Linked DNA regions of Homo sapiens: region 1 is linked to region 2. A link is a contact called in ENCODE Hi-C or POLR2A ChIA-PET data. All regions are on one chromosome and are shown on one strand. Each heading gives the region's core, a stretch centred on a gene start or an enhancer-like site at or near the end of the contact. The rest is flanking DNA. Distances are from core to core; before and after follow the strand shown.

Region 1 (2,700 bases), core at 190-2,689, 53 kb after region 2:
TTGAGAAAGACATGCACTTAGACTTTATTGCTCAACACTCATGCCCATTGCATCATTGTCTAACCTGCATTTCCCTCTCATCCAAAGGGGCAATGTGGACAAAACGAAGTAAAAAGATCAAATGCCTTGCAGAATTTCAGTGTCAGTGTTGCTCATTCTACCAATCTTTTGATCTTAAAACTGGGTTCAAAAGGAAATAAGCTACTTTGGAGCCAGGTACAGTGGCTCACTCCTGTAATTCCAGCACTGTGGAAGATTGAGGCAGGCAGAGACTTGAGCCCAGGAGTTCGAGACCAGTGTGGGCAACATGGCAAAACCCCGTCTCTATAAAAAATACAAAAATTAGCTGACTGTGGAGGTGCATACAGGCAGTCCCAGGTAGTTGGGAGGCTGAGGCAGGAGAATCACTTGAGCATGGGAGACTGAGGCTTCAGTGATTCATGATTGCACCACTGCACTCCAGCCTGGGTGACAGAGCAAGACCCTGTGTCCGAAAACAAAAAAACAAAGAAAGAAACAAAAAGCTGGTTTGCATAGTTTTTCATCAAATCCAATGCCAAATTCTAGCCACTTCTTGCTTTTCTAAGCACAGACAGGCAATTCATTGCTAAACTATTTTACAAATCTCCCAACTATATTATATAAAATCTATCTCCTCTCTTATCAAGGGAAACACTTGCTCATCTTTGAGCAACTCACATACTCCAAATACCTCTGGTGTTGAAAGCCGTCTGGTCATTAGTATGTTCAGCTGCTCAGTGTCTGAAATTCCTTTGGGTCAGACCTCTAGAGCAACCAGATAATCTCTCAGTGGCGGTCACAGGCTAGCAAGCCTTGGCCGTATCCAGACCATGCCTATCATGGTCTGGCAACCCTGCCAAAGTAACAAAGCAACTTTTACTTTTATATCTTTCCAAAGTAACAAGACAACTTTGAATTTATTGCCAACATTGAACATTGAGGACCTCATATAAAATCAGGATTCCCAGCTGCTCTTGAAAATTTGGAAGTTGTGACCCTGCTGGGCCCACATTCCCTAGAGTGTTGGGTCTCCTGGGCTCAGCAGCTGCTGCCCCTGAGGGAGGCATGCATCTCTCCTGTGTAAGTTTCCACCTGGCTCTCTGGCTTGGTCATATTGGCTTCCTGGCCTCTTTTTGCATGTAGTTTGTGATCCCTGATTGTAGGTTTCATCATTTATCCTGGGCTGTTTCCTCCTGGGAGTTATAACCTTCCTAATCTGAAGCTGAAACTCCCCCAAATGCAAGCTAAACGTGAGTTGACAGTAATGGCTAATGCCTAAATAGCACCTACTGTGTACCAGGCCTGAAACACTAACTCATTTCATCTTCACAACAAGCCTATGCTGTGGGTGCTGGTTACTGCAACAGGCCTGAACCACCAGCTCATTTCCTCCTCACAAGCCCATGCGGTGGGCACTCGTTACCACACTAGGCCTCAACAACCAGCTCATTTCGTTACCACACCAGGCCTGAGCCACCAGCTCATTTCCTCCTCACAAGCCCATGCGGTGGGCGCTCGTTACCACACTAGGCCTCAATAACCAGCTCATTTCATTACTACACTAGGCCTCAACCACCAGCTCATTTCATTACCACACCAGGCCTGAGCCGCCAGCTCATTTCATCCTCACAAGCACATGCAGTGGGCGCTCATTAGCCCCGTTTTACAGGTGAGGACACATGCTCAGAGACTTTAGCCCACTTGTCTGGAGCTGACTGCCTCCACACCTTCTGTGTGATTCACACTGACACAACTGGACATTTCCTACCACGAACATGATATTCACTCTGGTTTTCTGCCTTGACCTCTACATTTTTGGCCCCTGCACATTTGGGCCTCAACCTTCCAGACACGGTTCCTCCAGCTCGGTTAGAGTCCCGTGCTCCTCCTCCCATGCCTTTGGTGCCCACACTAAGTCGGGGCTCAGAAGTCACTCCATCTGTGACTTGGCTGCTCTGCTTTGTGAGCTCAAGAAACCAGGAAGCCTGTTAAACACGCCATCAGGAATGCTGAAGAATTAAGATTGTCCAATAAAAGTCAGTGTCAAAGGAATGGAAAATGAAGTGTGGATGGGAACCGTTATTTCTCAGGAGTCAGGGAGTATCTAAATTTGCTGTCTGAAGTCAGAGCCATAGAAAATCCCCAGCTGCACTCTGGTAGTAGTGGTTTTAGCACCTTTACTTGTCATTACAAATAAATTTGAAACTGAAGGAAAGTGAAGAAACACCTCTCAGAAGAGCATGATGCCTTCGACCTGGTTTGCTAGGACAGGAACTGGACACAGATTCTGAAAATCTCATTCATTCAAGCTGAATAAAATGTAGACGCAAGGACATTTACATAGTCAGCCATTCCTCAAGGATTTACTGAGTGCCTACTGTGTACCAGAAGTGGTATTCGTTAGGTACCACATGTTTCATTCATTTGCTCATAGTCCTTTGAGGCCCTTCTAGGTGGAAGCCCCACAATAGGCTCTGGGGATACAGCCCCTGCCACTGCAGAGCTGATGTTTTCACATAAGATTCAGACTTCCAACAACCAATTACACTACTGGTTAATCACAATTATAGTGCTGCAACTAGGCGTTCCCAGTCAGTCTGGGAAATGCAGAAAGGCCTCCCTGGTGAGAAGGTCTCTGCACTAAAATCTGCAGGAGCTGCAGGAGCAGAGTGAAGGGAG
Region 2 (2,700 bases), core at 142-2,641:
TTCCCTCTTGTCCTTTAACCGCATGCGCTCAGTGTTACCTTCCGTGGCACCTGCTCACCGTCATCCCGTGGTGACTCGTGTGGGTAACTTCATCAGAGAAGACCCTGCCTGTCACCTCAGGTACAGCCCACGAAGTAAGGTGGCTGCAAGCGCAGATCCTGCACCTGCCCAAGGTGAAACAAATCAGCTCCCGGAGCCTGAGGTGCAAAGGGCAGGAAGCTCCCTGCGCACCCCTGCGGCCCCAGCGCGGCTCTCCCAGTCCCGCTGCCTCCCACTCCGAGCCCCTGCCGTCTGGGACCCGCTCCACCTCCCGCTCCCGGGCCCTCGGGGCATCCTGTCTCCATTCGCAGCCCAGTGCCCTCCACTCCCACGGCCTCGGGTACAGCTTCCACAGGGAAATCACCCACATCTGTGTCTCTCGCCTCGTTCCCAGTCCTGAGGCCGACGCATGGCCACTGAGCACACAGATCCAGCACAGCGTCCCTCGCCTTTCCCGCGCCCCGGGCAGAGGATGAGCACCAGGCCAGCCCTGCAGCTCACGCCGGCAGCCCTGGGCTGGCTCCGCACCCGCGCCTCGGGCTTCCACGGTGGACCCAGGAGACACCCTCTCGCCCAGCCCAGCTTCCCTGCGGGACTGAGAGGGAGAAGGGAGGAGTCGGGGAGCGAAGGCGGAGGCAGAGCTGGGCTGCGGGAGGAGGCGCGACGGCGGCACCGGCGGGATGGAGCAGCGGGATCCCGCGGTGACCGGGCGGATGGAGTGGCCGAGAGCGCCCCCTGCCGGCCAAGGGTCCCCCCTCACACACTCCCGGTGTGGCCGGGAAGGCGGGAGCCGGGTTCCCTGCCGGGAAGGCGGGAGCCGGGTTCCCTGCCGGTGGAGCCGGCGGCTCAGCCGGGCCCCGCACGCACCGGCCCCGCAGGGCCAGGTCCCCGCCTCCAGGCCCACCTTCGGCGCTCGCAAACGTCCGGGTGGCTGCGGCCTGGCCACCATCCAGGCCTCGCCCACCGGCAGTTGCCCGGGTCCACACAGGGACAAGCTCGGTCTCCGCCGCGTCCCGCCTGAGCCTCGCCCGCGCCCAGGGGACTCCACGCTGCACAGGGAGAGGGCCGCTCCGTGTGACAATGCAAGAAGGGCGAGCTCTCTTTTCCACCTGTCTCATCTCAGTGTGAACGGCGCCCTGGAAAACAGAACTGTTCAGGGACTTCTGAGGAGCTCGGCCAACGCTCTTGCCTCCCTACATTTTCCCGAAATCTGCCTTTCAAACAGGCTTCCTCTTGTCACAGACGAACCCATCTCCACGTTAGAGTGCATCGTGGCGTTTCCTATTTTCATAAAAGCCAGCGCCCTGGAATTGTCAGTCTGTTCTTACACTGTGAGTGTAACGGCCCTCTGTTAAATCTCAGCAAACCCTCGCGCGCCAGAGAGGCCAGCCCCAGAGCCCGCGCCCTGGAACGCGGCGGACCGCGGGTGCCCTCTGCGGGTGGCGCGTGGCCTGCGCAGCGATCAGGTCCTCAAGTCCCGAAGCCCCAGTGCCAGCCTCCGAAAAGCTGGCCCGGCAGGAAGGAGCCCAGTTCCTGCCCACTGCCTTCCGACGTCCTGTAAGTGGACCCCGCTTCCCGGGCCTCAGTGGTCTGGTCTGGAATGAAGAGTCTGAGCCAGGTGGTCCCAAGCGCTGCCGGGCTCCCACATTTTCTGACAATGAGGTAATCAGTCACGTGCACTTGCCAAGGTTTGGGCACCAGACTCTTTGACACCTGGTGTAGACTCAGCAAAATCCCATGAGCCACTATGCCCTTCAGATCAATGGACTATCACCTACTTCATTCGGACTTTTCGACCTCAGGTGAGACTGGAGAGAAACCTGGGACAGAGGAGACAGCTGGCTGAGATTCCCGTTCCTGCGTCTGAAGGCTGGAGGGTATGGAGAGTCCCTAGACAGTGGCACTCACGCCTGCTGCGCCCTGTGCTGCAGGTTGTACGCGATATAAAACATGACACTGACTGCCCGTGAGGATCTTGACAAGTTGTTTTGAAGATGGCATTTTGCTAAGTCCCTGAGGGTCACTGGTCCTCAAAGCGGCATGGCGGCATGGCGTGGCTGGTTCTGCCACATGCCAGCTGTGTGACCTCTGAGACTCCACTTCTTCAGTGCTGAAAATAAAGAAGGAGTTTTACTAAGGACCAAACAAGATAATGAATGTGAAACTGCTCCACGAACCCCAAAGAATTATGCACATAGATGCGATCATTAAGATGCGAAGCCATCGAGTTACCACCTGGCATGCTTAAACTGTAAAGAGTGGGTCAAAGTAAACTGAATTGGAAAATCCAAAGTTATGCAGAAAAACAATAAAGAGGTCTTACGTAGCAATACCGAACTTATGTCAGGCACTATTTCTCAAAACACAACTCCACTGAGATGCTCCAAGGAAAGAAAGGATTTTGTGGGCAAAAGCTTGATGCCCCTCTAGGGCACTCACAATGCTCGTCAGCACACAGAGCTACAAATAGTTCAGATTTTGCCACCCAATTTGTTGCCAAAAACATTCAATTTCCAGATCTGCTTTGGATTTCAGAATTGCAGATTCAAAACATTGTAAACCCTGGATTAAAACCCATTAAAAGTTTCCTGTCTGAGTTGCTCCTATGTCTCTCGTCTCTTCAGAAGAATTTATCTTTTTCTTTTTGACAATCATTCTTTC

Evidence for each region. A loop is a pair of places that touch in the nucleus more often than their neighbours do. ChIA-PET counts read pairs that join two places held with the same protein, here RNA polymerase II (POLR2A). Pooled maps may share reads with other maps.
Region 1: a pooled map shows a loop between it and region 2 (4-fold over the local background). The contact joins the enhancer-like site here to the promoter of ELDR in region 2. A Hi-C loop is called at or near these places in 3 of 50 pooled maps. POLR2A ChIA-PET finds 5 or more read pairs at or near these places in 3 of 52 experiments (MCF 10A, T-cell and naive thymus-derived CD4-positive, alpha-beta T cell).

What each region holds. Positions count from the first base shown.
Region 1 is chr7:55,307,677-55,310,376 of GRCh38, forward strand. No RefSeq gene overlaps it. Among named protein-coding and RNA genes, the nearest start is that of ELDR, 53 kb to the left of the region's middle. Within about 2 kb of position 1,440, at least 4 of the 41 ENCODE cell types and tissues checked have a DNase peak (open chromatin) inside an H3K27ac peak, as active enhancers do.
Region 2 is chr7:55,254,244-55,256,943 of GRCh38, forward strand. ELDR (EGFR long non-coding downstream RNA) reads right to left here and starts at 1,392. Exons shown (of 4, transcript NR_110426.1): 1 at 1,288-1,392; 2 at 944-1,175. RefSeq lists silencers at 509-1,068, 1,379-1,428.